Regions from separate parts of the Homo sapiens genome. Here region 1 is linked to region 2. Evidence: chromatin contacts called from ENCODE Hi-C or POLR2A ChIA-PET data. All regions are on one chromosome and are shown on one strand. The core of a region is the stretch at or near the end of the contact, and the rest is flanking DNA. Distances in the headings are between cores, read along the strand shown.

The links. Hi-C counts contacts between places; a loop is a spot of excess contacts on that map. ChIA-PET counts read pairs that join two places held with the same protein, here RNA polymerase II (POLR2A). Pooled maps may share reads with other maps.
Region 1: a pooled map shows a loop between it and region 2 (2.2-fold over the local background). The contact joins two enhancer-like sites. A Hi-C loop is called at or near these places in 2 of 168 maps with a recorded cell type or tissue (Caco-2 and HepG2) and 8 of 50 pooled maps. POLR2A ChIA-PET finds 5 or more read pairs at or near these places in 1 of 52 experiments (Panc1).

Annotation. Positions count from the first base shown.
Region 1 is chr7:3,065,213-3,068,778 of GRCh38, reverse strand. No RefSeq gene overlaps it. Among named protein-coding and RNA genes, the nearest start is that of CARD11, 23 kb to the right of the region's middle. RefSeq lists enhancers at 2,803-2,852, 2,893-2,972. Within about 2 kb of position 1,343, at least 5 of the 41 ENCODE cell types and tissues checked have a DNase peak (open chromatin) inside an H3K27ac peak, as active enhancers do.
Region 2 is chr7:3,193,424-3,196,776 of GRCh38, reverse strand. It overlaps LOC124901574 (a long non-coding RNA gene), which reads left to right. Exons shown (of 2, transcript XR_007060192.1): 2 at 1-2,683. Among named protein-coding and RNA genes, the nearest start is that of SDK1, 110 kb to the left of the region's middle. RefSeq lists an enhancer at 1,295-1,975. Within about 2 kb of position 2,021, at least 4 of the 41 ENCODE cell types and tissues checked have a DNase peak (open chromatin) inside an H3K27ac peak, as active enhancers do.

The DNA of each region.
Region 1 (3,566 bases), core at 94-2,593, 130 kb after region 2:
GCTGCTATATGTGGGTGGTAGAGATATTTAAAGCCTCTGAGAGAAGGCTTCTAATAAAAGTAGCTCAAGATAGGCCAGGCGCAATCTAGGCTTAATAAATATTTGTTGCGTAACTGAAATGAATATTCCCAGAGGACCCCACATTCCAGGCTCTAGACACAATGCATTTCTTTTTTATTTCTACGTAATGGGACACTCTGCCCTGGGAAATTGGGAAGAAGGCATGATCCAGCCAAGGTCAATTGTCCACAGTTTGTGCTTCTGTCTACTGCTGTTGTGCTTGGCATTAGAAAAACCCTCAGCCACAATAAATTTTATATTTTACTGCCTTTTTACCTGTTTCTCAAACAGTTTCAAGTACACTGGAGCATCTTTTATCCTTAATGGTCTGTTTTCCCAAAATTTATTTTTGGAAACCAATGAGTAAACAAAAGACACCAAACCCAGCTTGATACCAATAATCCTGAACCAAACAAATTAGATCTCCTTTTTAGTTTCTTTCCAATGCTTTAAAGGGCCTTATGAGTCATTAATTTGTTGGCTCTTGTAGAAGTATTTATGCAGGGCCATTAAGTAGCACAAACTGTGGAGGAAAATTGAGATGCTTTATGAATGTAGCCTCTGACCCCACCTGCCAATCTCCCTATAGGAGGAAAACACAGACAGGACTCTTGGCCTTGGGGGTCCCACTTCATTGTGGCCTGGTTTTCAATCCCCAGGCAATAATCTTCTCACCCTCATTCACATCTCTAGCCAAAAGCAGAAAATAAAACACAAGGGCAGAACTCTCAACTCTAGGGGGGGTGAAATCTGGGTCCCAGAGCAAAAATTAGTCACACCCCAAAAACTGATTTCTCCAAGCAGAAATGACAGATTCTCATCTCTGTCATATGGTCTGAGCCACAGTATAAGGCAATGCAGTTTTGACACCAGCCACCTGGACTTGGGTCACATTTCACAGGTTAAGGGCACAGTCTTCCACAAGACTGTCCTCCCTTCAGGCACCCACTGCAAGCGCCAGGGCTCCCAGGCCACCCACACTTCTGACAAACTGGCTACACATTCGGGGGCTCCCATTACTCTCTCAGGTTCAGTAACTCATAGACCAACTCAAAGCACTAAAAAAGCACTGTACTTTCTATAATTGTTTATTATAAAGGAACAACCCCCCCAAAAAAAACCCATGGGAGGGCCCAATTCACAAAGCTTCTGTGTCGCCCTCTGAGCACACAGAAGTATGACTCCCAACCCGGGGAGCTCAACTGAGTCTCATCATTCAGAGGTTTTTTTGTGGTTTCATTATGTAGGCATGATTGACTAGATAACTGGCCACATGATTGAACTCAATCTCCAGCAACCCCTCCACTCCCCAGACATCATCAGGCTGATGTCACTGGCCCAAAGTCCCAACTCTCTAATCACACAGTTGGTCTTTCTGGTGTGGCTGGCCACCATCCCGAGTCACCTTGTTAGCATAAACTCAGGCAATCCCATCACTCAGGAAATTCCAAGAATTAGAAGCTTCCTCCTAGGAACCAGAAACAAGGGTCAGACAAATGATTTATTACAGGACACACATATGTACAACAGGTAGGACTGAAATTAATGAAGTATCCTCTCTCTCCTCCTGTGAATAAAAATCTTCTGTCACTGGTCAGTTTTCTAGCTCATAAAAAGAAGGGATTCTTGCTTGCTGGGATCAAATTTATGGGACAGATGGGGAAGAGGGGAGAGGAGGCTGAGAGCAGGGGCTTGGGAAGGGGAGCAAGAAGTGAGGTCCTTTGGAGCTTTTGGGGTTGGAGATGGAAGGGGGTTTCAATAAATGTTCAGGAGGGCTTAAAATGGATTCTCTGGAATATGTTTGGCTTAAGAATGAAATTCATTTTAATTTCTTTTCATGGTGGACCTGTGCTTTTCAATACTTTTTTCCAGCAGAGACTGAGCTGGGAGGCTCATCCCCCTGGGATTTATCATTATTTCATCCTTGTCAATCTTCTTTTTCTAACAGTGAGCTTTTTTCTCTTTCTTTCTTTCTTTTTCTTTCTTTCATCCATCTTTCTTTCTTTTTCTTTCTTCTTTCTTTTTTTCTTTCTTCTTTCTTCTCCTTCCTTCCTTCCTTTCTTCCTTCTTTTCTCTCTCCCTTCTCTCTCTCTCTTTCTTTTTTTAGAAAGGGTCTTGCGCTGTCACCCAGGCTGCAGTACAGTGGCACAATCATAGCTCACTGCAGCCTCAAACTCCTGTGCTCAAGCAATTCTCCCTCCTCAGCCTCCCAACTAGCTGGGACTACAGGTCTACACCATCATGCCCCACTAATATTTTTGATTTTTTTATAGAGACGAGGTCTCACTATGTTGCCCAGGCTAGTCTCAAACTCCTGGCCTTAATTAATCCTCCTGCACGGCCTTCCAAAATGCTGGGTTACAGGCATGAGCCACTGTGCCAGGCAAGGGAGAAGACATTTGAAAGCACAGGTCCAAAGTTAAAAAAATTCAAATGAATTTCCTTCCTAAGCCATGTCTCTTCAAACATTCTATGACCAGCTCATCCATCCATGCCCCCTTTGCTGGCCGCCTTCCCTTCCCGTCTCACTTCCCATCTCTCCTGCCAGTGTTTCCTGGGATCCTTTCCCAAATAAACCACTTGCATGCGAAGATTTCCTGAGGAATAACTGAGATTCTATATCGAGGCCTCAGCACAGCGGGGGCACACAGGAAACCTCCTTAAATAACAAGTGCAATCATGTATTTCCACCTCTGCATGGGTGAAACTTAGAAGGGCTTCATGGAGACGTCACTGAGATCGGTATGGGAGGGAAAGGTGGGCGTTGTCCAGATAGAAGCTAGGGCTGCACCACGATGGTGGATGAAGTCACCAATGGAGGGGTGGGAAGGAAGGAGGAAAGAGCGCCACCTGGGGGCGGGAAAAAGAGCAGCCTGAGGAGTCGAAGAGTTGGCCAAGGTCATCAACAAGGAACAGAAATCGTTGCTCTCCTGAACTCCCCACCCTCAGCAGGAATAGACAATTCCTCAAGCCCTGTGGCCCTGGTCCTGGCTCTGTGGTCCTCTCTGCTTCAAGGTCTGTCCCCAACAACCCATCCCAGAGCCCACAGTTCAGGTAGGAAACGTGGACTTGTTGACCTAGCCTGAACTTTTTTCTTTTCTTTATTTTTGTTCCTGTTATTTCTCTTACTTTGTGCATGAACCTTTATTGCAATCAAAGCAGCATTTTATATTTACAAGCTGCCTTTCATCAGACACTGATGTGACACTCACCAGAGTCTGGGAACTTTACAGAAGCCACACAACAAGCTCCTCTAATCTCAAAGGCAAGTGTCGGGGCGGGGAGGAAACAGGGCACACACACACACACACACACACACACACACACACACACACACACCACCCCCATTGCCAGGTTCTGAGTTAAGCATTTTACCAATATTGTTTCATTGACTTCTCACAGCAAACCAGTGAGATAGGGACTGTAATTCCCACTTTACAGATATGGAAAAGAGCTGAAAAGTGAATTTCCTGGTTTCTCAATGCAAGGCCATTTGACCCAGACCC
Region 2 (3,353 bases), core at 772-3,271:
TACGTGGCTTTGGAAAAAACGCGTCTCACAAGTTGGGGCTGTCATACATTGGCTTCTTGGTAATCAATGCGTTTCAGCAATATATGGGGGTGAGTTTAGTTTCCAGTTGGCTTCCCTGAGGGTGTTGGATAAAATTGCAATTTAGATTCAATCAATACACATTTAGTGAGCACCTATTCTTTGCCTGAACGATTGTGGGCATTGTGGGGGATACAAAGGGAGACATCGTGGGTGGAGCTTACCATGGAAACAACTGTCTCTTGCTCCATGGTGTTTACCTTGCCTTGGAAAATAAACAACGTAAACATTTTTTTGTGACAACGGAGACAGGATTGAGAGACTTGCACAGACTTCCTTTCCCAAAACTTCTGCAGACTAAAATTCTACCATTAGCTATTAATTTCTTTGACTAAATTTTGTCCTCACTCTGCAGTTTCTTTTTTCTAAAGTAAAAATACTTCTAGAAAGAGAACACGACGTCCTTAACCTCTTAAAACAGAAATGACATATAAATCGACTTGCACACCAATTTGGGCCCTTGGATATTTGTTGCCTGAAGAGCTGTGTTGAAAAGGCCTCTGAGGCTCAATCTGGCCTCTGATGCAAAGAATGTCGATCGATTGCTGATGTCTGCCCTGAGTGCTGGAAGGGAGGATGGCATTTACTATCCCTGCCTTAAATTAGAGGAGCTTATGGGGTTCTTCCCCAACTATAACAAGAGGGGTTAAATGAACACTAATCATCTGATAGGACAGCCACTGAAGGAGGTGAGGGGAATTTAAGAAGGAAAGGCTGTGACTGCCAATCTCCTAATGTCACCTGCATGGCCGTCAGTCACCTGCAGCCCTTGTCAGTGCACCCAAAGCCTTTGCAGATGTCAACCCAGCTGGCTTTCCAGCCATGTCTCACCATACCCCAGTGCTCCTCTGCTCCAGCCCCACTGAACTCTGCCAGACCTGGACGTGCCCTTATACATGTGCTTCCTAGACATCCCAGAACATCTGTGCCCATTGTCTCTGCACAGGGAATTCTTATGTAACTCCATGAACACCTACCCTAAGTGTCACTTCCTGTGAGAAGTCCTCCCTGATTCACTCCCTCCTCTGTTTACCCACCCACTGGAGACCCAGCTCTGCATGGCAGTCTTCACACTCTATCATCTTTGTCCTTCCTTCTTTTTTTTTTGAGTCAAGCTTTCACTCTGTCGCTCAGGCTGGAGTGTAGATCACAGCTCGCTGCAGCCTCCAACTCAGCTAAAGCGATCCTTCCTCCTCAGCCTCCAGAGCAGCTGGGACTACAGGTGCATGCCACCATGCCCAGGTAATTTTTTTCTTTTTTGTAGAGACAGGGTCTTGCAATGTTGCCCAGGCTGGCCTCGAACTCCTGGCCTCAAGCACCTCCCACTTCGGCCTCCCAAAGTGCTGGGATTATAGGCATGAGCCACTGTGTCCAGCCCATCCTTGTCCTTTCACATGTGTCACCTTTCTCGTGAGACTAAGAGGTCTGTGGGAGCAGGGTTAGTGCCTGGTCTCTGTGATCCAGTCCCCAGCCCCAGGCCTGACACACAGCTGGTGCTCAACAACCACTGGCTGAATATTGGAATGAATAAATGAACGAACTTTGTCAGTGTGGCAGATGCTATGCCTATGCTGAGACTGCTGTTTTTTCACATGCCCCTGCTTCTCCTGTGTTCCTGCAGTAGCACACTGCCGGTGGTAAATGAATCCCCAAGTATGAATGCTTCACAGAACAAAGTTTAATTTCCCCTCCCACAAAGTCCAGTGCAGATTGTGCAGCCCTCCGGAACACTTGTCTTGGTATTAACCACATCTTTTATTTCCTGCATTCCAATGCTCTGACATCTGGGGCCTCGCTGACCCCCTAGAGTTAGCCAATTTCTAGAGATACAAGTTGCCATGACAGCACTTTTCAGATGCAAACAACCCACCCAAACCAAACAAAGCCTTCTTTTCCCTCCACCTCCTAACTGACCTTGGTGCTTCCCCGTGTGGCTCTGTGTGGCGTGGCAGGCGGTGTCCCCTCCTCCTGGGAACTGTGAGTAACAAACTACTTTTTCAATAGCAATCATCTCCTGATCTGTTGGCTTCACTATACCTCAAAATTTCTACTGATACACTGTGTTTTGAAACAGGCTTCCACTGAGTGACTCAGCGATCCAGTCTGCTTTCATAGGTGGCTCTAATGAGGCAGAAATTTAAAAATAAATATGCATTCATTCACTCCAAGAAAAGTAACAGGCAAGGGTTCACAAGAAAAAAAGAAGTTTTCCTCTGCCTAGCAAGCACACTTCAAGGACAGTTATAAGATAATGCTGTACGAGCAGCCAAGGCCAAAGGAATGGGCTTCAGACACCCCTCTCCCCCAGAGCAATGTTGAAGGAAAAAAAAAGAGAAAAAGATAAATTACTTTACTGTTACTCCTTTCCCAGGCTTCTTAAACGTGATTATGTTTTACAAATGTCTGTATTTAGCCAGTTCTTGTTTTTCTTTTGACGCAGCTACAAGGCCACAAATTATACACTATATGATTAACTGCTTTTGTTTTACTTTTGTAAGTCTGCTTATAAAAACCCCACTCAGTCGTTGTTCAATGCTCAGCTTTTTGGATGCGAATCCACTGAGCCAGTGCGTACCTAAAATAAACAATCCTCCCGTTCTCCGTATCGGTCTCTCTGGTTCTCAGTTTCTCGCAATGCTAACACCTCAACCTGTGGCCCCCACAATTGTCGTGGCAGGGAACACAGACCAGGGACATCTTGCACCAGCTCTAAAATACTTCCACCCAGAGGTGGCACCTACCACGTCTGCTACCTACTCAGTGGCCATGTCAGAGGCTTTCCAACCAGAGTGACTCCATCTTGAATAAATGAGACAAGAATAGGCAGGACTGGTTTTGCAAGGTACAACTCACAAAGACCCCCCTGATAAAACAGAATGTGGTCAAGAAGCCAGCCAAAACCCACCAAAACGAAGATGGTGAGGAAAGCGACCTCTGGTCATCCTCACTGCTCATTATACACTAATTATAATGCATTAGCTTGGGAAAAAACACTCCCACCAGCACCATGTCAGCTTATAAACACCATGGCAACATTCAGAAATTATGTTATACGGTCTAGAAAGGGGAGGAACCTTCAGTTTGGGAAACTTCCCACCCCTTTCCCAAAAAACTCATGAATAATCCACCCCTTGTTTAGCATATGAGCAACAAAGAACTGACAGTATACTCAGTCAAGCAGCCCATGCCACTGCTTTGCCTATGGAGCAACCACCCTTTTATTCCTTTGCTTTCTTAATAAATTTGCTTTCACTTTACTCTGTCAGCTCACTCTT